Regions from separate parts of the Mus musculus genome. Here regions 1, 2, 4 and 5 are each linked to region 3. The links are chromatin loops, found by intact Hi-C in ENCODE. Cell type or tissue: heart. All regions are shown on one strand.

Region 1 (5,000 bases), 930 kb before region 3:
AGAGATGGGTTTATGGTTTTATAAGAACGCAAGAGAATTTTGATACATATAGGCCAGGATCCTGCTTGTATACAGTGTCACAAAATGATAATAACAAATGTATTGTGATTCTTTAAAAGTAGAAATCAAAAGCTTTCTTACCTATGTCACTTTGTCCCAAGACTTTTTTATAAATGGAGTTCAAAATTGTAGCCTGTTAGGTATGAAGCCTTCCTGCTTTATAGACTGGGGGTTTAATTTAATTATCTGCTTAGTGACACACAGGCTTTGTTAAAAAAAAAACAACTTTGTGAGAGCTCAAATTTAGATAGAGACTTCTGGATCTTGTTGGTCTCAAGGGATGATGATTCAGATTCACTGTGAGATGGTTCAGGCTAAGGATGAAGCCCAGATCTCCATAGAAGGCAGTGGCCAAACCAGCTAACTAACACACTGACCACAGTTCAGCACTGTGGGAATTTCAAAATCAATGCTTAAAAGAATTAAATACATTCTCCTCTATTTTTCACTCATTCCTGTTCTATCTTAACTCCTCACATTCTTCTTTAGGGCCTGACTTGACAAATCCCCAAATGACAAAGATTAAGAGGGTACCTGTGTTAATTATGAAGTAGCAGAGCTGGAGATCGATGCAGGCAGTTTAGAAGTGACTCCCACATCCTCAGTTCTGTGTCTCCCTGTGTCTGTAACTTGGGAGAGTTTCTTTCCATCCGTAAACGTCATAACATTTGGTCTCACTTGTGTGGTGACCGTGAAGCTGGAACTTGTCCTCCAAATAAGGCAAACTGAAAAACGTGCTTAGCTTATAGATGAGCACACCCTTTGTTCAGTGGCCCTTATGGATGGAGTTCTAGGTTACAGTCATAGGAAGTGCATCACATATATGCAATACATCCAACACTTAATGACCTACTTTTGTAAATTATGGATTGGTTCAAATATGTACTATTTAGTGAATAAAAACTATTTGTTTTATGATAGTGAATTTATAGGATTGCATACTTCAGTGCCAATGTGGAAAACTCTAAATCAACTGGTTTGTTTGTTTGTTTGTTTGTTTATTTAGTATCATAATACAGTATTTAAAGATGACCCACTTTGCTTTAAAAGTGTATAAGCTCTAAGGCATCTCAGTGTACTTGGGACTGTGTTACCTGTTCTTCTCTTCAAATTACTGTCTGCATGATTGTCACTGTCTCCCGGTTCCACAAAGAACTCCTTGATGACATTTATCAGCCTCCGTTTTTAGACATGATTTCATTAAAAGCCATTCTCCTATAGTCGTTGTGCTCTCTCTGTTTAATGTGGTCTGTAGAGTTCATCAGATGTATGTGTTAATGGCATCAGCTGGGTTCAGGTTTCACTATAGCTGAACCTCTCTATTGTTAATCACTTAGCTAACATATGTCAATATCATAGTATGGAATGACACTCTCTGCAGCTCCTTTATATTCCTGTCACTGCCCTTTCTGAAAGATTAGAAAAGTATCGATTATCATTGTTAATTCAGAAGTGGTGGGTATGTGTTGGCTTCCCCTCACTAGAATACAACAGCACTCAACTTGGGTTAGAACCTTTCAACTTGCTCAGCCTTTTTTAGTGATTTTTTCTTCAGTCCTTCCTTTTCTCTCTTCGTTTGCTACTTTCACATGCAAAAACCAGGGGCTTGCAATTCCAAAAGAGGAGAGATGTTTATATCTTTCTACTTCAAGTCACATCCAACATTTCTCATCTTGAAGTGGCACAGCTAGGAGTAATCTTTGTTTGCTTTCTGCAGTGTTATCGCTCCCTGGGGACACACAGGGAGTCTAAGACTGGGTGGGAAAATGTTGTAGATTTGTACAGGATGTATATTGCACTTTAGAATTTTTGGCATACTGAGATAATTTTGATCCTCATATCTTATATTTGGTGTCCTTTGATAGCTTAGAGTTGAATAAAGTCTCTCTCTCTCTCTCTCTCTCTCTCTCTCTCTCTCTCTCTCTCTCTCTCATTCTTACTCTGTCCTCTTTAAGTCTGATGTCATTGTAAACAGAAAGATGAGGGCCTAATATTGAAGGGCTGCTAGCTTCAGGGTGAGTGGTGGGCTCAGCAGAGTGTGATGGTAGAGAGTCATTCCACTTCAAGGAGGATACTGCCCAATTTTTTAAACTTAATAGGATTAGTCATGGGAACTATTTTTAGCAGAAGTTCAACTTTATCCATGTATTTTAATGTGGGAAAATTGTGTCCTTTTCCCTCTGCTAATGTTTGATGTATTCCAGCCCTCCTGTGAGTGTGTTTGAGTATCTTAGGGGATCTGGAGTGGAGGAGAACTTCCTCTCAGATTCTCTCTGTTTTCTTTCGGGAAAATGACATTCCAAAGCTGTTTCACTTTCTGACAGGAAGTGGAGCCTTGCCAAAAATGATTAAAGTCCAAGAAAACATAACAGCCCCAAAGCTGCCGCAGTTCTTTAGGAGCCCAAGTTTGACATTGTGTCAAACAAACATGAAATATTGTTTAATAAATTTGAATAATACAGAGATAGGGGAAAATCATTCTTGGCTTATAGCAGTAGTGCTTTGTATTGAGTATGTAAAAGACTACCTACTCCTAACAAATTGAAATTAATACGTGAATACTCTTGTGTAAAGTTATCCCAGCTTGTGACTTCCTCTGTTATACTAGTTATCTATAAGAGGGAAAAAAAACTTGTCTGAATTATGTGTAAGTTCAAACAATTATGCATAGTGTTCAGGGAAATAACTCTGATAGTGCAATCCACCCCTCTCGTAGTACATAGTTTTCAAGAAAATATAAAAGGTACACAGTGGATTCATTGATAAATTCATTTATAACAAAAGAGTTTTATTAAAAGGGGTTAGATAATAACTTAAACTTAAGTTGATATTTGGAAAAATAAACCACCAAAACTTTATACAATTTCACTATATTCCCACCCAAGATAATTATGACCTTCCTCTATCAAATAAAGCTAAAAAAGAAAAAAAAACCCATAAACTTCTCTTATTAAAAAACTAACACCTCTTTTTTTTTAAAAAAAAAAAAGGAAAAGTTTAAAATACTGGACTTAAAACACACCTGAAAACTTAATCCTTATATTAAAAATTCTTATTTCTGTTATCTTTGATGTTACTATTCCAGGTGTATATTTGAAATATATGTTTTAATGAAAACTATTCAGTAATTTCTGTACTCACAGACACTCAACAAATCCCACAATTCATGATCACTATTTAGACATGTTAAATTGATTAGAGAAGTCATTCACTGTCATTGGGTACCATTTGTCACTTCATAAACAGCTGCAGTGTGCTGCCTCCAAATGCAGAAGGACCAACAAATAAATCACATCAAATGGTGGGAGTAGATGCTATCCTTTCATCTATAATTGGTATAGCCCTTTTCTGTCACATTTGCTCATTCTTATGATTCTAGTGTGGATTGACAGACAGGGAAAGGGCAGCCTCTGTCAAAGATGTTCAGAGAGTGTGTGTTCGGGTGATGTACCTGCTAATAGATATCCATCATAATATTACATTAATGTCACCATGCATCAAACATACAACTTACCCATCTAGGTATCTGATGTTAGACCCATAAGGATCTGTTCCCACAGGAAATAAGCTCTTAGCTTTGACAGGAAATTGATAGATGTCAAAGCAAAAACATGATTTACAGATACAAAGGAAAATAAGTGTACATTGCACATACCATTCCAGTGTGTGTAACTATAAAATTAGAAAGTTTAATTTCAGACACTATAATAAATATATATAGAATGGGATTTTTTTGCTAATTTCAATATACAATTCATTTTTAAGCAATTTTTTTCTTTTCTTATTAAACTAAAAGTAGCCACTGTTACAATTAATGCTTGGTATTATGTCCTAGATTAAGACTTTAATGAAAATCTGCTTTCTTGGAGGTCAAAACTCTTTCACCCTGCAATATCTATGTGTTTTTAGTGCATGTGTTCATGTATATATGCATACCACCATACACAGAGGCTTCTGTATATATTATGCAATAGAGTCATACCAACATTAAAAATTAACATAAATTAATGAAGACAATATACTTTCATAATGTCAAGTCTTTAAACACTGTGCACTTTGGGGAAATAGAAATGGCCCATGGTTGTTGCTGAACTGTCTCTCCTACATTGTGATCAACTTTGAGAAGATAATGTTTGTATCCACTCAACTAACTGGAAACTCATGTTGGAGAAGCTGTGTTATTTTTTTCAATCTGAATTTGCATGTGCTATCTCATTGTATTTCCATTGAATCATGATTATTTTGATTCCTATTTTATAGACTAGGAAATAAAGGTGGCAAGAAGATATTGTGCACAATATTGTGCCCCCCGTCCCCGTGCATGCTAAAGGAAAGAACCTATGGTGGTGAGGCTAGAATTGTTTGACTCTAAGTTGCTTTGCATTGTGTTTCCTTACACAATTGTGAAGCAAACAAGGTAGTGGTAGCAGGAAAGGCAACCACCATAGGTCTGTCTGCAAATGTACTGCTGTCCCCCACATGTCACATTTCTAAATGCTGGATTCAGAAGTGGCATATTTGGGAAGCTTCCTCCTACAGAACTCTAAGCTTCATCCCATGTCTAAGCTGAAGATCCCTGAAGAAAGAAACCAAGTAGGTGAAGGGTTTCTGAGAGCAGACGAAACCAGGCTAGACCAATATAGAAACTAATTGTTGAAATGGTTTCTGGTCTTACACTTAACTAGTTGAAATCTACTCTCCCTCCCTCCCTCCCTCCCTCCCTCCCTCCCTCCCTCCCTCCCTCCATCCCTTCCTTCCTTCTTTCTTTCCTTTCTACCTTCCTTTCTTCTTTCCTTCCTTCTTCACCCTTCTCTCTTTCTCTCTTTTTCTTTCTTTTCTTTATTTTTTCTTTCTGTCTCTCTCTCTTTCTTTCTTTCTTTCTTCTTTCTCTCTGTCTCTCCCTCCCTTCCTTCCTTCTTTCCTTCCTTTCTTCCTTTCTT
Region 2 (5,000 bases), 1.3 Mb before region 3:
TGCCAGGCAGCAATGAAGAAAAAAATTAAATTAAAAGAAAGACACACGCACATACTTAAAAAGAGGCAGCCTGAACGGAATCTTGGGGACCAGCTTGGAATATATTATTGTCCTTGTTTTTTTGTAATACTAAGCCAAGCAAACAGATCAAAGACAGCACAAAGAGGAAAGACAGGGCAACATAACGAACAGTTTTTGACTAAAATTCCTCTATCACCCATATGGCTCCCCACCTCCACCACAAAAAGCAAAAGACACACACACACACACACACACACACACACACACACACACACACACAGTGGCACGCACGCTAAGAGACAGGAGAGGAGAGAGAGGGAGATTATTTGTCTCTAAACAGAATCTTTTAGTCTTTGTGTTTTACTCCCTCCAGGACCCTAAACTCCCACACTGCACTCCCCCCACCCCCCAACCCTCTGCATGCGGTGCAGCATTGGGGCAGGCTAGAGGAGCGCACAATTGTCCTCTCTGGTGGAAAGTTGTTCCAAGTGGGTCTGAGTAGTACCCATCAGGCGCGGGCTTGGGGAGCGATCCCCGGGTGTGTGCTATCACCCTAGTGCCCAGCTCGGAAGCGTCTAGACTGCCCGCGCCCGGTAAGCGGGCTGAGAGCGAAAGGAGAATGAAGTTTCCTTTCCGATTCTGGGCTGGCGCGGCTGGATCGCTTGTTTGTTTTGAGGGGCTGTCCCCCCCCCCGTTTCTTTTCATTTTTTCCCTTTAAAACTCAGTATCCTCCGTCAGCATCCACCCCCTGCACCCTCTGTCGTCCCCCAACTCTCTCCCCTCCCCCAAGCGCCTTCTGCGCACTTGCCAATCACTTTTCTCTTTTATTCCCACGATTTTGTTTGAGGGTAATACCTAGGGGGTCTCTCTCTCTCTCTCTCTCTCTCTCTCTCTCTCTCTCTCTCTCTCACACACACACACACACACACACACACCACACTACACACTTTTACACAGCCCGTTTCCAAAATGGACCTAAACTCTCACATACACACCCCTTTAATCTGCCACCTCTGGTCTGCTTGTTCCCTCGCACCCCCATCTCTTTCCTCCTTCCTGACTCAGCCTGGATAACGGGCTCCTCCCGGCAGTGGAGGAGCAACTGCCGGGAAAAGTCTCTGTTCGCCCCGCTCTCTGGCCCGCAGCGGGCCCCGAGCCTGCTGCAGAGGAGCCGGGTCCCCAGTCCGCAGCTCCCGGCTCGTCCCTCTTGTCCCCCCACCCCCCGGTTCCCCGCGTCTGGCCAGGGCCCCGCTGCCCCGCGAACCGTTACTTGGCGCACAGAGAGGCGGCCCAGCGACTCCAGCAAGAAACTTTGAGGCTGGCGGAGAGGCAGCCTCGGGTCCCCTCCCTTGCCCTCGCCGCCCTCCTGCCACCCTCGCCCGCCCGCGCCCCGAGGTCCAGCGCGCCCGAGCGCCGGAGCCCCCGCCCTGCCCTAGCCGGCCGCTTCTGCCGCGGGGCCGGGGACCTGCGGGCCGGGGAACAGAGAGGGCGGAGGCAGCGGGGGTGCCGGGGCCGCAGAGTGGGGAGCAGGTCCGATCGGCAGCGCTCCGAGCCCCCCACCCCCACCCCCGGCGCCCGGCGCTCACTTGGCCCCGCACTTGCTCAACTCCCCCCCGGTCCAGCGGCCGCGCGTGGGGCTCCGGCGCTGGCCGCGGAGGGAGGCTCGCCCGCGAGCCCCAGGCGCCGCCACCGGCTTCCTTCTCCCTGTCCCCCCCTTCCCCCTGGTCTCGGGCCGCCGAGTGGCCCGGAAAAGTTTGGTTCGGGCCTCTTCTTACCGTTTTTCCTCCTGGGATTGGCTTGTTTGCGCCTCTTGCACCGGGGGCCATCCGCCATGATCGGCTGCTTCATTGATAAGAGCGGATCAGATGGCAGTTCGCATGGACTCGGCGCCCTGCTTCGGCAGCACGCAGGCTCGATCTAGCAACCAAACACAGCGACAATGTGGGCATCGTCCGCGCCCATTGAAACGCGCGCGGGCCGCCCAGGGGATCCGGGCCAGGGCCCGGGTGAGCACCCATCCGCGCCCCCAGCGCCAAAGCGAAACTTCGGCGGCCCCCTCCCCGCCCCCCACCCCCAGCCTTGGCCCCGAGGCGCTTTGTGTTGTTACTGTTTGGTGTGTTGCACTCGCGAGGGGATCAGAGACAAGAATTACATCTTCAAAATGAGTCATAACTCCTGACCGTATGAGGGAATGCACACGGCGGTACAGTAAGACTGCTTGACTCAAGGCTAGGCGGACCTCTTCCTCAGAAAAGTCCTCAGCCGGGCTCGGGAACTTGGAGAGGGGGTCTTTCGCTCTCATCTTTTCTCATCCCTCCTCCGACCCCCCCATTCCCAAGAGGGGAAAAAAGTAACAAACAACGCAAAACAGCCCTTGGATGAAGCACACTCGGGTAAATTGATAATAGTAATTACAGGAAGCCCACTCGCCCCGCGACCCCTCCCCTCCCCTTTGGAGTTTATCGAGGCACTGTCTCTTTCCCTACACCCTCCGCCCCCAAATTAAGATTTCCCATTTTACCCGGCAAAAGAAATATAATTATAAGCCTCTCTGGACATTGTTCCTCCCCCAACCTCACCACTTGGACAATATTTACTTAAGCCCCCCCCCCCCATACACACGTTTCCCCACACTGATTTCCTTAAATTCTTCCAGTAGATTGTTTTTTGTTTTTGTTTTTGTTTTCTTCCCCTCTCAAGAAAGGAAAGAGAAAGTCCGTGGCCACTATTTAAGTTGTTCTAAATGATCGTGTCCTTTTTGGCTTCGAAACTTTTGTACCTAAAAATCGAGGGAGGCGCTGCATTCTTTCAGCTCAAACTGTCAAAACTTGGAGAAGGGGAACCTCGGAGGCAGGCCGGAGAAGAGGAGAGCCCTGAAACTCCGCGGGGTGGGAAGACGCTGTGCCTCGAGGATTAGTTTAAACAGCGGGCTATAAAAGATGTAACAGATGCAAACTGTAACACAAGGGCCATTAACCCTTTCTCTGCCGCCCAGCACGCCCAGTCCCTACACCCTGCACCTATTGTCTCCGGTGCCACAAGCTTTGCGGAAAACCTGGAAAGTGAGTATCAGTTTCCGCACATTTGCTGAGCGGGGGTGAAGGGGGGCAGAGAGAAGGGGAAGTGGGTGTTGTAGGAAGCACTTTAAATTTACTTAGGCATACAGAGTAGGCTTTCCAGTTTGACACATTAAAAAAAAATACAAATATATCATTTTTTGATCTGTCCTACTAATTTGAAATTGTTGGGGGGGGGGGGTCCTGGAATAAAGAAATGGTCACACAAGCTTGTGGGATGAAACAGCTGTCTGTCTGTATTTCTGCTGAGACTTACAAACCACTGCATATAAAATATATATTTAATAAAATAAGTTGCTAGTTTTATGAGCCAGTGTGTGTGTGAGGGAAAGACATGGCATTTGTGCTGTAAACTTTATTTGTGAATGTTAGTCTTAACTCTGGAGTAAGCGATCTTGCCCTCATCATTACAGGGTTAGCATGTGAAACATGTAAGTAGGTGGGAGATAAACACGTTTATGTTAGCTGAGCTCAGCACTGTGCCTGTGACTCTTGAACTCCGACTTTTCAGTCCCAAAGTCTGGAATGGTGTGGTGTGGTGTGGTGTGGTGTGGTGTGGTGTGGTGTGGTGTGTGTGTGTGTGTGTGTGTGTGTGTGTGTGTGTGAGAGAGAGAGAGAGAGAGAGAGAGAGAGAGAGAGAGAGAGAGAGAGAGAGGAGTTCCATGAAAAATCGATGTGTATATTACTTGGTCATTTAAAATAAAATATCAAAAGTTACCCTAATTTTAACCCTATTATCCTGACAGCAGTTTTCTTCCCAGCTGTTGCGACCCCCCCTCTCCCATACACTTTGGTAAACGACTCAAGTTCCAAGAGAACTTTCACTTCTTTATTTATAATCACAGAAGTGAGGTGTTACTTCACACACACACACACACACACACACACACAAAGAATGAAATAAAGAAATGAAACTCGCTAGGCAGACAAAAACAGTCAAGTTTCTGCTTAGAAAACAGCCTTCTCCGGTGGGAAAGGTTAGACTAGTCTGCCAGATCTAAGAGAAGGACTTGCTCCCGAATTTGGTAGGTCTTTCTCGAATAAGTTTTATAATTATTAACAGGTATTTGCCAAGTTTTAATTGCTTGATATAATGAATTGAAAGTCGGTGTGAGAACAAAGCAGTAGAAACTCTCCACTTGATGAGTTTTTTACCCCAGCCATTCAGTTCTCAACAAAACTTTTCCTAGACTATGTAGCAAAAAACACCTTTGGTTACCTGAATGGACAGGTACAGGGCGAATTACTGGGGGAAGGGGAAAAAGGGAGAGGAAAGGAAAGAGAGAGTAAGGGAAGGCATGAGAAAGCAAAGAAGCCACTCTTGGGAAAAGAAAGCCTGCCACCAAAGAGCTAAAACCACCTGAAATTCCTGTCCAGAGACACCCGGCTCACTTCAGACTAACATTCCCACTCAAAATGAGAAAATTAGAGAGGGAGGGTGGGGGGCAAGAGCACCAAAAAAGGATAAAAAGAGGAGGAAAAGAAGGGGGGGGTGGGAAACCTACCTGTGAAGTCTTGTTTGTAGTTTTGGCCAGAAATGGTGAGAAGAAAAAGCATGAAGAAGCCGCGAAGTGTGGGGGAGAAAAAGGTGGAGGCGAAGAAACAGCTCCCGGAGCAAACTGAACAAAACCTCGCCAAGAGTGTCTGGAGGCAGGACCGTTATTCCTGCCGAGCAGGTTAGAACTGATCTCTTTTCGGCCACTCCAGGAAACACAAACCTGGGGACGGACTGACGTGTTACGCCTCTTCTAATGACATTTTTTTCTTTTTCTTTTCTGTAGGGGAGAGAAGAGAGACCCTGAAACACGCGCCACCTATCTTTGTGGGGAGGGATAATTGAAGCGCCCTGAGCGTGAGCATCATGTGAAAACGTGATCGCCAAGTTTCTCTCTGGGAAAGGAT
Region 3 (5,000 bases):
GAAAATAAAGACCTTGTGACATTTGAAAGTTTTGGTTCGCCCTGATTTAACTGTACACAGCAGTCTAACTACACAGTGCTTAGCAATTACTTTTATTACTTACTCCACCCAATGACCACATGATGTCAGAAACTTCATCTTTTTCCTGTCTCTATGGCTCTCTGATTCTCATAATCTGTTTCTTTCTTTCTCAAACACCAGAAACACACACACACACACACACACACACACACACACACACACACACACACAAACATCATCAAAAACGTCTTAGCCAACTTTACATGCAATAAGAAGTGTTCCATGCAGCACAAATAGCAAGTATTTTAAAGGACAGATATCATTGCTGTAACAAACACAAGCATCAGAGACCTGAAGAACTACATGTTTCTCTAATTAGAGATTAGGTTTGGAAACATCCACTTACACAGGGAGTCGGGAGGCTTTCTGTCCTGGCTCTGTGGCTCGTAGTTACTCTTGGAACCTTTGCCAATCCAAAGTTTCTTCACTGGTTAAAATGAGGCAACTGGATGGCTTCCACAGTGTCCACTGGGGATATCATTACACAGTTTTGTTTTCTTCCAAGAGTGCATGTAAGGAAGAAAAGCGACAGATCAGTAAGGAGACATAATTTGCTCGTCCCTAAATGTGTGTCTTTCCCGTAGCTCACACTCTTTGGAGTTGAGTCGCTGAGGGAGTGGCTGGATGCATATTTCTGTAAATCCTGGTTCTTGTACTTCAGACACAGGGCTCACTGAAAAGTTAACTTTGTTAAAGATTTTTTTTTTAAGTTCTTCAAGATTGATTTCTTCCTGTTATTGTTGGACATTTGCTTTCTCTGGTCATTTGGTAAATAAATGGCTCTGAAGGGGAAATAAACAGTGTTTTGTTTTTGTGCAACAAGGTTTATGTGTTAAGTTGCAGCCACAGCATGTACTAACAGCTTCAGTGGGTTGTGGGGACCAGGAATTCTTGACGGGGCAGGGCAGGGCAGGATGTCCTTTTCTATTGCTCCTGAGTCATGGAGGACAAATGCCGTTTCAGGAGCCCTGGACTGCTGATTGCAGTCAGCTTACAGAGGTTCTTAACCACTTCCCTAATCTGAGCAGGGAAGCAGCCTCAGGCTCTGGGAAGTATTCTAAAACATTCTGATTAAACGCTAAAGTGGTATTTACAATGCACCCCTCAAGTTTACACAGCCATTAAACCATATAGAGATAAGGAGAGCCTGAGACAGAGCAGAGTCCTTGACACACACCCTGTGCCTGTGTCTCAGGGACAGTTTACCAAGTATGTGTCCTGTGCCTGAGCTCCTCTGTGTTCGCTGCCCCAACCTCTGTGTTTGAAAAGGCTGGCCTTATACAGAGCATGCTCCCTTGTAGACACAGGGAGAAGATTGTGTTTCGATTCCAAAGGGTTAATCCCAGAGTGAATTCTTTGCGTGTGTAATTCAATACTTCATAACTGCTGAAAATTGGAGTCCACATAATTTATTTTCTTTGGTCGGGCACATTTGCCTCATGCTTGGCCGACGCTGACTTCAGAGAGACACACCTAAAACTCTCAAGGGTCCCACGTGGCCCATGTCAGTTGTACAGAGAGATTGTGGTACTTGGATGAAGCCCAAGGATTAGGTGTTCCTGAGAAGGTTTTCTTGGCTCTACAAAGCCTCAGGATGTCATGGGAATGGGCTGCACTCCCCTTTCCCCCCAAGAAGGCCACATATCAACTGGGTATCTAGCCACTCAGAGACAGGCTTTACACAAAGGTATACATTAAAATAAATAGAACATGCAACCAGAAAGAACCAAAAGAGGCGGCAGTTGCAAAGTGGAGACAGGAAACAATTGCTTCATTGTTGAGGCAGGGATCTTAGAAATGCAGAGTGCAGCTCCACCTACAGGACTGTTTGAAAAGTTGGAGCTTTTCACTTAAAATGCAGGACAGAAGTTTACAGGCTTTAGTCCCTTTTGCTTTACAGGGGCTTCATCTAAGTCACAAACCATCTACTTTCTTTTCTTCTTCTTTTTCTTTTTCTTTTTTCCTGAAGAGAATGAGTTGTCCTTTTGATGACAGGGTTAGAGAAAAGCACAAGTAATGCCTCTCTCCATCTTTCAATGTTCAATCTGTCCCTCTCATTTTCTTCAGCCTCCTTTTATTATTCCTCAGTTGGAAGGATGTGCATTTCAACCATACAGAACAAAGCCCAAGGCCGTGTTCAGATGAACACGGGTCTTGTTTTCCCTTCTCACCATTTGCCTTAAAGTCCAGACTTTAAGGTTTAAGGGCAGCTGCAAAGCTATCGAGGGTGTTAAAGCCAACTCCATACAGGCATACTTCCCTCTCACTCCCCACTTTGTTTTTCAGAGCCATGTCTGCCAGTTCAGTGGCTGCTATCTAATGCTATTTCAACAGGAGACCTGGGTTTTGGGAACAGATCCAGGCCATAGGAGAGACTTGATGGCTAGTGGAGTTAGTAATGGGATTTGGAGCCCTTCTTTTCTAGGTCACTGGTTTGAATAGAGCCCAGGTCAGTAATGACTGAGAGTTGTTGCCACCCAATGCCTACTCTTCTCCCGCTGACCTGGGGTTGCCTGCCACTCCATCTCAAGTGCCTGTGGCACATATGCACTAACAGCATCCATTGACAAGTTGGCTGTTACAAATGAAACGTGAGGCCATCCAGTTTCTGATTTGTGCAGAAAATGTGTCCATGCAGTTGACTGTTGTTAGTGATGAGAGAGAGAGAGAGAGAGAGAGACCCTTTCTGGTCACTCTGTGTTCCAGCTAATCTATTCTAAACTACTCTGACCACAAACATCTTATCCTTAGCAACTGTAAAGTAAAAACCCACAGAGAAACACGGAGCCGCAGAGGGCAAAATTGGCAGGCACTGATTCAGAAGGCCTGAACTGAAAACTCTTTTCTCAATTTCTACTGCCAGGTAGACCTTTAAAACCAATGCTTGCTAAAATTTCAACCATGTACTTATTAAAGTTTAAACATCAGCATCTTGTTTCTAGAGTTGATGTGAGTTTTGAAGAAATGATGGTCACATCATTTCTTTGTTTTTTAAGGGGAGACATACTTGCTTCAAGAGGACAGAGAAAATGGAGAGGCTGGGAATCTATGCTGCTGTGACAGTATGCAGCCCGGTCTTTTTTGGGTCCCTTCTCCGAGACAGTCTGTGGGATTCAGAGGCACTTAAAGAGGGAGAGTTTTCAGCTACTTGCTAGTCCCCTGGCCTCAGAGCTCAGCCAGTGCATACTTAGTTCTGTGGTGTCCCCAGGGTGTCACATTCCTTCCTCTGGGGCGTGGGAAGTTTGCTCCTCAGGAAAGAACTATGTATTCATAACCAATTGAGAATCTACAATTGTATTAAGATCCATTTACAGCAAGGTTCTATTTAAATTTCCTTTGTAGACCAGGTTTATAACAGCATTGATTTTAGTATACCAGTCAAATACAGGTGCTCACCACATTGCTGAGATATCAAATGAGAAGTTTCAACTAAAAACTAAGTTTTTAAAAGACACAGCAGAAAACGCTGAGCTTTGGTCTTACTTTACTGCTGATCAGCTAGTCTGTCTTTCTCCACTTGTCTGAGATAAACTTATTTAATTCAGGGAGGTTGTTTTGTGTTTGTTTCACTTCACTGATAAAACTCCTCTGCTTTTGATTTTTTTCATTTTGTAGGTTTGTTGATAACTATGGTTGCCTATGTTTTGCACGTAAGCAAAAGGCAGAGAGAGAGAGAGACAGAGAGAGAGGGAGAGAGAGACAGAGAGAGACACACACAGAGAGAGAGAGAGAGAGACAGAGACAGAGACAGAGACAGAGAGAGGAGGCAAGAGAGGAAGAGAAGAGAAGAGAAGAGAAGAGAAGAGAAGAGAAGAGAAGAGAAGAGAAGAGAAGAGAAGAGAAGAGAAGAGGTCAGTCATGAGCATGTGGAGGGGGGGGGGAGGTAATGGGAAGAGAAGGAGGAAGGGAAAGCAAGAGCAAGAGAAAGCAAGAGAGCAAGAGAGGAGCAAGAGAAGAATAAGGCGGTAAGCAGTCCCTTTTATAGTGAGTCAGGCATACCTGGCTGTTGCCACATACCTGTGGGGCAGAGCTTAGACAGAATTCTAACAATTCTCAGTGTTGATACAAGTCAGAAAGTAAGGGTGATCCCCTTGAGGTCTGTGCACTTGGCACTATCCCTGTTCCCACTGCATCTTCAGGGATAGCCCAATTCTTCCTGCACTATCTATATCCTGCCTTTTCTCAGTGGGACTGATGCTGCTCTGCTTACACTGAGCATCATAGAATCCCGTTCAGCCTAGAATTGGAAATAGACTTAATTTTCCTCTTTTTCTCTGATTTTGTGGTGGTGGAAATCTTAATTCCGTTTAAATCCCTTTGACATGGAACATTCTTCTCTTCTAGGAAACCACTTTCTTGTCCTGTCCTGCCTTTCTTTACTTCTGTAAAGTTTTATGTTAGTCAGAAATTAGAACTCTATTGGTAAGCAATTTGTGTCTCTGTGATTTGGAATCAAGTATAAAATGGAATCAAAAGATAAGTGCAGAAATGGAAAGGGCTGGTGAACATTTTCTGCTGCCCTATCTATCAGGTGGTTTCAGTCCATCTGGGTCAAGTATGTCTCTCATGACATTCACTCTTCTCTAATCTTCCTGATGCTTTTCTCATACATGATGGGCTTGGGGATTTATGTCACAGTCCAGTCTTGTTATGTCTTAGCTCCTATTGTCTTGAGACCCAGGAGGGGCTTAGCTGCTCAACAAGTGTCTGGCTTTTCATCCTTTGGACATGGTCGCTAGATCAAGAGCTATAAATTTTGCACCTGAACATAGAGGATACAGAAAATTATAATTTCCGTTTGTTAAGTGAGTAATTGAGATCAGATTTGAAAGACTAAGAGGGAGAAATACTATGTGAAGTATCGACAACTGAAATGTAGTTTTCCTTATGGAAAACATTAATAAGGGGCATCGGAAATG
Region 4 (5,000 bases), 1.3 Mb before region 3:
GTTTTACGGAGTGACTATTGGCAAGCCCCTTCTGCAGGCACCCAGGTAGCTACTGGACGTCTTTTTAGTCCAGACACACCAGTGCAAAGGCACAATGAGACTATATGGCAAGTCGAACAAATAGCTACAAACCTCTGACCTTATCATGGATATAAAATATCTTCTTACTTCAGATCTGACAAAATAGACCATTAACTATTTCAATTAAAAACACCTAATTATCTGATTACCTTAGACTCATTCATCTCTCCAGTGCCAAAAGGCGGCCCCCAATAGTTAGCACTGAGTTTCGACTTTTCCCATATATTGGTATGGAAAAAAAAAAAACAGATCAAAACAAAACAAAACCAACTTCAATTTTCTAGGTTCACATGGAGGTGGACGTTTGGGTAGTGGTACAGGGAAGATCGCGAGGGCTGAGAGAGGGGCTAGGTTGCCCACTGCCCTTGCTTGGCACGCCCCTCCCCAAGCTTCTGAGCGAGAGAGTGTTCCCACCATCGCAGAAGCAGCGGAATCAGAGGAAGCTGGAATATAAATTTGTTCGGAACACTCCCTCAGTTCCAGGGCCAGGTCAGGGACAATGGGGACCGTGGGATCCACATAATACAGGAGCGCAGGACGAAAAGTCCAGAGGGGACCAGGGACAGCTCTGAGGCTCCTCACGCAGCAAAACAAGTCCAGCGAAGGAGGACTAGCTCCTTTTTTGGACTGTTTTCCCGTTAATAATCCACTTCGAGATTAGCGCAGGCGAAGGGGATTAAAACAACAGATACATGCAAATGTGAAATAATATTGACATCGACATTGGAGGGGAAATAATTCTTGAGGCTTTCCTTGGATAAAGTCAACTGCTCCTCTTAGGACTCCCCCCCCAAGCCCCCCACCCCCGGCAGGGTGAGGAGGACACCCTTTTGTTTTCCAATTCCCGGCAGCCAGACCCGGAGCCTGTCCCCCCATTCACCTCTCAGTCTGTCAATTTCCTTAACTTTCACAGCCGCTCCCCACCCCCACTCCTGCTGGCCCAGAGGCCCGAAGAGGTTCTTTTCTGCCCTTGAACACACAAGCCGAAGAAAGAATTCGAATTTGGCCACAGCTAATGATTTTTTTTTTTTTTTAAAGCAAATTGTGTTTATTTTGTACCATGTGGAGGGGAAAAAAAAAAAGGATTCTTTTCTGGTTTAGAAATGGAGCTGGTCTTTCATCTAAAGGAATTGTTTCAATCCTGTAGTGCTATGCAGGACGTGGCTAACCTAACTTCGTTTAGAGTTGCGAGCAAAGGCTGATGATACCCGGGACCCCTGGATTAGGTGTGTGAGGGCACGGCGGGGTCTAGGCAAAGCCAAACGGTTTTCTCACGTGCAAACTCGCAATCCAATCCATTCGGAGTTGAGCCTAGGATAGGAGGGGAAAGCCTATTTAAAAAAAAAAAATCGGGAGCATCTCAGAGAAGCCCTTTTCAAACAAAACTAAAACAGGACCGGAGAGCCCGCGACCGTCCCTCACCTCCCCGCTGCGAGGCCCGCGGGCTGTGGAATCTCGCACGTCACCTGGCCCCAGCGGGGCGGCCAGCTGAGGATTTTATTTTCCTATTTTATTTGAAGTAAAGGCTTCATCTCGGCTTTGGGGGTGTTTGCCAACGTCTCTACTGACAGGAACCAGCAAACTTCAGGACTCAAATGAGCATCTTAATTTATTGATGCAAAGCAGGTCTGCTCACAGATCCCCCATCCCCGGCGCTCTCCCCCCCACCCCCCCACCCCCGCGAACTTCGCTCCCTCTGTCGGTCCCGGAGCACGTGGGGGGGGGGGGAATCGGCGGCCCGCACCCCCCTGCAACACCCGACCCCGCCCTGGTACCGCGCGACCCCCGCCCCGCTCCCGGTCAGCTGACCTGGCTCGCCGGCCTGCTCCCCGCCCGCCGCCCTGTTTCCGGTCCCCCGGGTCCGCGAGCCCCGCTCCGCGAGGAAGCCGCGGCGGCCGGGAGGTGATGCAGGGGGCTGATTATCATGAGAAAGGCTGTGCCTGGAAAAGCCTCCTCCACGCGACTGTCAGTCTCACAAAAGGGGGGTGGTGGTGGTGGTGGAAGAAAAGGGGCTCTGGAGGAGTCACCAGAAAACTTGCAGCAAGTTAGATGCGACGCAGGCCCGAGGAGGTGGCTTTCGCCTTAACTTGGAAGGCTGGGCATTAAGGGTGCGGACGCCAACAGCCTCGCCTGGGGATTGGAAACCCAAATCTCCCTCCTCCCTTTCCTCTTGCCCTCCTTTCAGCCCTCCCTGCCCTTTATCCAGATTTTCTTGCAATTCTGTCGTAATTGCATTTTCTACATTCTCGTTTCTTTCTATATTTCTTTTGCAATCTCATTTCCCCCCAATTTACCTTCTTTGTAAAAAAATTTTTGGTGCCTACTTTATACGTCCAGATTTATCAGTTCGTTTTCAAAACAATGTTTAAAATGCAATTAATCTACCAGCAGGAGGTCAGGGACACCCTGACTAAAATAACTCCTGGGTCTTAAGAGACAAGTTCGCCAGGTGTCAGGAAAAAGTAAAATAATAATGAAAATAAATGAGTATCTCAATGACTATAACAGCTTATTACTCTCTATTATTATATCAGCTCTCACAGATTTTTTTTAAAAAAGATATAATCTTTCTGGAAAAAATACGAAAGTATTTGACAACGAGAATCAGTATAATTAAGGCAATATGCAAATTGTTCGTACTTATAAATAAATTATTTTAATCATGCTTATCAGACTTTAGAAATAATAGTAGGTAAATTCAAGAAACAAACTGGGTTTTCTTCTCATGATTATTAGAAAGTGGAAAAAAAAACCCAACAAAACAAAACAAAACCAAAACCTCCCAAAGCTGTCTGTCTGCCCCCCCCCCCCCCCAACATCGACTGATCAATTCAGGGAGAAGCAGCCTGTTGTGCATTCTGTTTAATTGCTGAGCAGCAGATCCACACCTTGGGTTTGCTGCTTGCTTTCCTGGCCAGGTTGCTGTCCATTTCCTAGCAGGTGAGTGAACGTGAGAAGTCCGATGCCACAGATTGGCTACACTTACACTTTTCCTGATGATGATAATTACTGCTCTTTCCTACACTTGTAACACATTTGTAGCTCTCCTATTAAAAATCAGAGCTTGCTCTTGTTTACAATTTGTTTACTTTACTGAATTTTTAAAACTTGTTACAAGTCAATTGAACATGTACATTAAGCCCCTTTTTTAGGCCAAGAAAAATAAAGATGCATTAGAAAGATGCCTTTTAAGCTTCATAATTATTAATTGACATTTTATGATGAATAATTAATCATCTGAATAATTTTGGTATCTCTGATCTGAACACATATTTGCATATCTAATGCTTGATTTTTAAAAATGTGTCTTTTAAAGATTCATTCTTTCAGGACAAAGAAATAAAGTGATATTTTAAAATGTAAAATTTTCTGCACTTGTAAAAGTTTGTTATGCTATTATATTCTTTCTAGAGATCCATAAAACTTTTTAACAATTTGTAAAACATTTATGTAGCAAGCACATTGAAACACATGGCAGCTGTACAATTAGGAAAACGATCTCTATGTGAAATCAAGTAACCGTTCTTCCTAAATTCACATACGTGCACTAATTATGCACCATATATCCTTACTGAAATGTGGTCATTGAACTTCTTGGTTGATTTACTATAGCATAAGCAGGCATATGAGGCATTTGACAAACAACTCAAGTTTGATATTTAGATAAGTTTTCATTTTTTAGTTATTAATGCGTAGGATGGTTGAAGTTATTTAAAAATGATTAAGCAAGTCTGTCCATTCTATTTTTATGATGCTGAAGTTCAAATGTCTATGTAATTATTCTTTTCATGATCGCAAGCAATCTACTCTAAACTTGTTTATTTCCAGTGGGTACACTAACGGCACCTATCCCTCAGAATTAACTGAAGTAAAGCATGAAGCTTTGCTGTGTTGTAGTTTATTATAATGAACCTTTGGACAAACAGTATTGAACATCCAGGCCAGATAAAGCTAGTACCAAGTAGTTTCGAATGTGGTAGGATTTATCATTACTTATGATTTTTCTAGGATTGTCCAAAGGATGCCTAGCCACCAACGTACAAATAAATGGAGCATTTTCTTTCTGCTAATTCAGCAGTTAATTTATTATATTCAATGTGGTCCTAATTTGGTTATAAATATCAGATTCCTTTGAAAAGGAATTTAGCCCAAATGTCTGAATGTGAAGTTTCCTGTGTTCTGTAATCACATACTGTCTTTGAGTTTAAAGGTTAAATGTGCAAAAGCCCAGAAGCGATCTTAAGTAAGAGTCAAGAGTAAAAGGAGACAAACTCACAGATTTGGAGACAAGGAGTTTGGCTGTCACAGTGCTTTGCTTTGAGACCACTCAGAATGATAACCAACATTCCCGTCGGTTATTGTGGCCCGAGCTTTAGATTTGCTCCAGCATCTACAGTGGGGACGAAAGTCAGTTTATAAACTGGAAAATGAATTCCCCTACTCTCTTAAATGTCCACAAGGCCAGAGTTTCTTTTTGATGCAAAGCTGAAAAATCAGTGCAATTGCGGGATGGGAAGTCCTTCAATATTTAGTCAGAACACTAAAGGCTTTTTGTTGTCTTTTAAGACCTTTAGGAGCATTTATAATTATTTATCATTCTTAAAGGGTCCTTTAATTGTCTGCTTTCTAAATTTTTTTTATTAGTTATTTTCCTCATTTACATTTCCAATGCTATCCCAAAAGTCCCCCATACCCTCCCTCCTAATCCTCTACCCACCCACTCCCAGTTCTTGGCCCTGGTGTTCCCCTGTACTGAGGCATATAAAGTTTGCATGACCAATGGGCCTCTCTTTCCACTGATGGCCGACTAGGCCATCTTCTGATACATATGCAGCTAGAGACAGGAGCTCCAGGGGGTATTGGTTAGTTCATACTGTTCCACCTATAGGGTTGCAGTTCCCTTTAGCTCCTTGGGTACT
Region 5 (5,000 bases), 870 kb before region 3:
TAACACCTCTGTGGATATGACCACTGCTTCACTTAAGCAACCTAGAAAATGGCCAGACTGTTATGTCTTCTATAGTTTATGAAAGAATGCAAAACCTCATATGTGTTATACACCTATATTATAAAAACAAAAAGTTATTACAACTGATTTCCTTGTTTTTTATGTTTTTAAGATATGATTATTAGAACAGTTAGGATGACTTTATATAATCTACATTTATTGGTTATATACTGTTTTGATTGATTAGTTGTATATGGTGATAGATAATGTTAGAAATATTTGATTGATTAGGGAAAATAAGACATCCTTACATATAGTGAGAAGATTCTTGAATTACAGATGACTTTATTTAAAAATAGGCATGGTGGCACAAACCTTTAATCCCAGCACTTGGTATGCAGAGGCAGGTGGATTTCTGATTTCGAGGCCAGCCTGGTCTACAGAGTGAGTGCCAGGACAGCCAGAGCTATACAGAGAAACCCTGTCTTGAAAAACCAAACCAAAACAACAACAACAAAAAAAGGTTGTTACCAATTTTTTTTTTCTGTTTTCTATTTTACTTTTATTATTTTAATCCTGGCCACAGTTTCTGTTCCCTCTACTCTTCCCCTTCCAACACACACACACACACACACACACACACACACACACACACACACACAGACACACACACACACACACACACACACACACACTCACACAGAGCACACTAATTTACTCTACCATTTCTCTTCAGAAAAGGGCAGGTCTCCATATATATCAACCTGCCATGACATATCAAGTTGCAGTAAGACTGGGTACCTCCTTTTTTTTTAAAATATTTTTTATTACATATTTTCCTCAATTACGTTTCCAATGCTATCTAAAAAGTCCCCCATACCCTCCCACCCCCCACTTCCCTACTCACCCATTCCCATTTTTTTGGCCCTGGCGTTCCCCTGTACTGGTTCTATTAAGGCTTGACAAATCAATCCAGTAGGTAGAAAAGAGTCCCAAAGAAAGATAACAGAATAACAGACAACTCTTGCTGCCACTGTGAGGAGTCCAACAAGAAGATCAAGCTACACAACTGTAAGATACATGCAGAAGAGTCTAGGTCAGGCCCATGCAGGCTCTCTAGTTGGAAATTCAGTCTCTGTGAGCACATACAAGCTCAAGTTGTTGTTTCTGTGAGCTTTATTGTGGTGTTCTTGACCCTTCTGTCTTCTACACTCCTCCTTCCTCTTCTTCCAAGGGATTCCCCAAGCTCCACTTTAAATTTGGCTGTGAGTCTGCATCTGTTTCCATCAGTTGTTGGGCAAAGCCTCATTGATGGCAATTGAGCAAGATGCCACTCTATGAGTATATCAGAATATCATCAGTATTCATTTCATTGATTTTTTTCTTTTTTCTATTCTTTTTAAATTTATTTTTTTAACTTATTTTCTTTACATCCCACTCACTGGCCCCTGATGGCCACCTCCTCCCACAACCCTTCCCCCATCCTTCCTTCCCTTCTCCTCTGAGTGGGTGTTGTTTTCCCTGGGTATACCCCAACTCTGGCACATAAAGTCTAAGTGAGGCTAGGCACTTCCTCTCCCACTGAGGACATACAAGACATCCCAGCTAGAAGAACAGACAGGCAAGAGTTTTTGGGATAGCCCTGGCTCCAGTTGTTCAGGGTTCACATGAAGACCAAGCTATACATCTGCTACATATGTGTGGGAAGCCTAGGTCCAGTCTATGTATATTCTTTGGTTGGTGGTTTAGTCTCTGAGAGACCCAAGGGTCTAGGTTAGTTGATTCTGTTGGTCTTTCTGTGGAGTTCCTATCCCCTTTGGGGCCTGCAATCCTTCTTCTTATTCTTTTGTACGAGCCCCCAAGCTCCATCCTCTGTTGGCTGTGAGTGTCTATATTTATCTTAGTCAGGTGCGGGGTGAATCCTCTCAAGGATAACATGCTCCTGTCTGCAAGCATAACAGAGTATCATTAATAGTGTCAGGGACAATTGTTTGCTCATGGGATGGGTCTCAAGTTTGGCCAGTTATTGGTTAGCCATTTCATTAGTTTCTGCTCTAGCTCCTGTGTCTGCATTTCTTGTAGACAGGACAAACTTTCAGTTGAAAGTTTTGTTCGTATGTTGGTGTCTTTATCATTCTGCCTGGCTACAGAAGGTGGACACTTTGGGTTCCATATCCCCAATGTAGTGAGTCATAGCTAAGGTTACCCCATTGATTCTTGGGCACCTCCCTTATCTCTGGTCTCTATCTCATCCTGAAGATGTCCCCCCACCTCATCATCTCCATTAGTTGTAGATTTTCATGGTCATCTAGCTTTCCCCACACCTGATCCTGAGCCTCTATTCCTTTCCCCATACCCTTCCTTCCCAGTTCCCTCCTCTCCTCTGCCTCTTATGACTATTTTATTCTTCCTTCTAAAAAAAACCACAGGTGCTAACCTAGACTACTATACCCAGCAAAACTCTCAGTCACCATAGATGGAAAAAACAAGATATTTCAAGACAAATCCAATTCAAGCAATATCTATCCTACATACAGAAAATACTAGAAAGAAAATTTCAAGTCAGGAAGAATAACTTCATTAAGGAAAACACTGGAAATAAGTAGTTCCATTCCAGCAAATACACACACACACACACACACACACACACACACACACACACACACACACACACAGAAACACCACCAATATCAAAATAACAGGAAATACCAAACACTGGTCATTAATATCTCTCACCGTCAATGGACATAACCCCCCCCCCAAAAAAAAAGACAAATGCTAACAGAATGGCTGCGAAAACAAGATTCATCCTTCTTGTGCATACAAGAAACACACCTTAGCTATAAAGGTAGACATTACCTCAGACTAAAGGGTTGGAAAAAGTTTTCCAAACAAACAGACCCTAGAAGCAAGCTGGAATAGCCATTCTATCATATAATAAAACAGACTTTCAACCAAGTTTAATCAAAAGAGACAGGAAAGGACATTTCATAGTCATCAAAGAAAAGTCTACCAAGATGATATCTCAATTCTGGACAATATGCCCCAAATACAAGGGCATCTACATTTGTAAAAGAAGCACTGCTAAAGCTTAAATTGCACATCCAACCCCACACAATAATAGTGGGAGCCTTCAATGCCCAACATTCACCAATTGACAGGACATTCAGACAAAAACTAAACAGAAATAATGAAACTAACAGACATTATGAATCAAGTGGACCTAGCAGACATCATGATTCATTCTTTCCTGGGTCAGCTTCTGGTTCCTGGCCTTCTGACCAATGTCAGGAGATGGCATGAGAGGAATCTCATGGCATGAGTCTCAAACTGGACCTATTATTGGTTGGCCACCCCCACAATTTCTGTGCCATCTTTACCTCAGCACACCTAGTAGGTAGGGCTAATTGTAGGTTGAAAGTTTTGTTTGGGTTGGTACCCCAATCCCTTCACTGGAAGTCTTGTCTGGTTACAGGCTGGTCCAGGATTTGTACCCCCCATTTCTAGAAGTCTTAGCTAGGGTAACTCTCAAGGATTCCTGGAAGCTTCTGTTGCACTAGGTTTGTAGTTCATCTCAGAGATGTGTCCCATCCCTGATTCCAGGATTACTTTGGTCTCTCTCACTACTCCCTTCCTCCATCAGGCAAGTCAACAAAGCAAGCATCTCTGTATGTTCACTAAATGGATAGTGGTAGAGACTAGAGATAGTACTTCTGCTATGTGAGGCGACATCCAATCCTGGCCTTCAAATATATAAAAAGAGTAATTATCTTAGAAGGGGTAAGTTACCATCTCCAAGTAAACTGCACACATGCAAAACTTAAATAAAATAAAATACATTTTAAAAAGGTTCCTAAAAAATATTTTCTCTATTTGAAGTAAATTGTTTTTCACTAGCCTCTTATACCCTTCAAAGGTTTACAGCACTGGTGCTGTTGCTCTTTGGTTCATACTCAATCCATGGTCTTTATTAAATATGAATTTTGTTATTTGTGCTCTTAACTAGCTGACTTACAACTTCATTTTTGGTTTTTATTAAATGTAAGTTTTATTGCAATCTCAATTCTAGATTATTGAGATGTGTTTGTATATTTATACTATATTGGCAAATGCTATCTCTCTTCCATTTTCATGTTACTTTATCTTTCTGTCTCCCTCTCTCAGCATCAACTACTACATCTTCAAAAACTGAGCAAATCTGAAGAACTACAATATATGTTTCTATGTATCAGGTGAGCAATATCTCAATGAGCAATAATCAAATGGCTATAGTTCCTTTTATATGAGATGAATTTAACTTTTATAGTCTTTGCAGAATACAACAAAGTGATAGAAGAATTGAAAGAGGTGGGGAGAAATAGACAATAGCAAATCAATGCCCCTTGGTTTCAATTCTTGCTGTGTTCCTACTTTTCATGTTGATTTGGACATTTAGTCAAGCTGAGTGTATATCTTGTTTTTAAGATTTGTTTTCATATTTTTAATGTAGTTCTCAAGAATCCAAGCTGCTTAATATAATGTATAAACATAGACAAAATGCTTCTTTTCATACTGTTGTAAAAACTCACTTTTACTAGTATTACTGAGACACTTTAAAAAAATTTCAAGGGCAATTTTGACTTCAAATTATTTTTATGCTACAAATAAGATGTGAAAATTTCAGCAAGACATAACTATACCATGACTGAACAACAGCAGCAAATCCCTACTTTAAATGTGAGTATGTAATATGTAATTTCACATGGAAATCAGAATGTATTTTTATTGTTTATTAATCTCCTAAGCCAGTAACTTTCTCACAAAATAGTTGTTATTGAAATCTGACTTATTACCTTGGATAATTTTTGTTAGCTGCTAGCGACTTTTTTCTTATATTTGTGGACAGAATTTTTTTTTTTCTTAAGCCACTTAACTTCTGCTGTTTTCCTGAGTCCTTTAATGAATGAATAGATATTCTCATAGACTTTCAGTATTTCAGTATGGAAGTGCGGGCAGGGTGA

The links. Hi-C counts contacts between places; a loop is a spot of excess contacts. Peaks named below come from ENCODE experiments on the same cell type or tissue, not always from the same donor. Only the 100,000 strongest peaks of a DNase experiment are listed, where the experiment ranks them.
Region 1: it touches region 3 in a loop (3-fold over the local background); 3 of 42 quality-filtered maps call a loop at or near these places.
Region 2: a loop joins it to region 3, with 9 times the contacts of the local background. A loop is called at or near these places in 19 of 42 quality-filtered maps.
Region 4: a loop joins it to region 3, with 9 times the contacts of the local background. A loop is called at or near these places in 19 of 42 quality-filtered maps.
Region 5: a loop joins it to region 3, with 5 times the contacts of the local background. A loop is called at or near these places in 3 of 42 quality-filtered maps.

What each region holds. Positions count from the first base shown.
Region 1 is chr2:45,512,682-45,517,681 of GRCm38, forward strand. No RefSeq gene overlaps it. Among named protein-coding and RNA genes, the nearest start is that of Gm30792, 23 kb to the right of the region's middle. In heart, no CTCF peak of the experiment used is centred here; a DNase peak (open chromatin) is centred at 2,360.
Region 2 is chr2:45,108,220-45,113,219 of GRCm38, forward strand. It overlaps Zeb2 (zinc finger E-box binding homeobox 2), which reads right to left. Exons shown (of 10, transcript NM_015753.4): 1 at 4,604-5,000; 2 at 1,797-1,938. The coding sequence starts at 1,869. It overlaps Zeb2os (zinc finger E-box binding homeobox 2, opposite strand), which reads left to right and starts at 2,919. Exons shown (of 3, transcript NR_110572.1): 1 at 2,919-3,083; 2 at 4,624-4,774; 3 at 4,880-5,000. In heart, a CTCF peak has its summit at 4,909; DNase peaks (open chromatin) are centred at 542, 1,262, 1,932 and 2,972; H3K4me3 peaks cover 5,000 bases; H3K27ac peaks cover 5,000 bases.
Region 3 is chr2:46,442,223-46,447,222 of GRCm38, forward strand. Gm13470 (predicted gene 13470) reads right to left here and starts at 683. Exons shown (of 3, transcript NR_166211.1): 1 at 428-683. In heart, CTCF peaks have their summits at 1,901 (motif pointing left) and 3,320; DNase peaks (open chromatin) are centred at 519, 1,039, 1,529 and 3,269; H3K27ac peaks cover 1,744 bases.
Region 4 is chr2:45,115,310-45,120,309 of GRCm38, forward strand. It overlaps a transcript of Zeb2 not described here. Among named protein-coding and RNA genes, the nearest start is that of Zeb2, 4.5 kb to the left of the region's middle. In heart, a CTCF peak has its summit at 2,458; DNase peaks (open chromatin) are centred at 572, 982, 1,422 and 2,032; H3K4me3 peaks cover 2,536 bases; H3K27ac peaks cover 2,154 bases.
Region 5 is chr2:45,574,850-45,579,849 of GRCm38, forward strand. Gm30848 (a long non-coding RNA gene) reads left to right here. Exons shown (of 3, transcript XR_374345.3): 2 at 4,165-4,232. Among named protein-coding and RNA genes, the nearest start is that of Gm30848, 4.6 kb to the left of the region's middle. In heart, no CTCF peak of the experiment used is centred here; no DNase peak of the experiment used is centred here.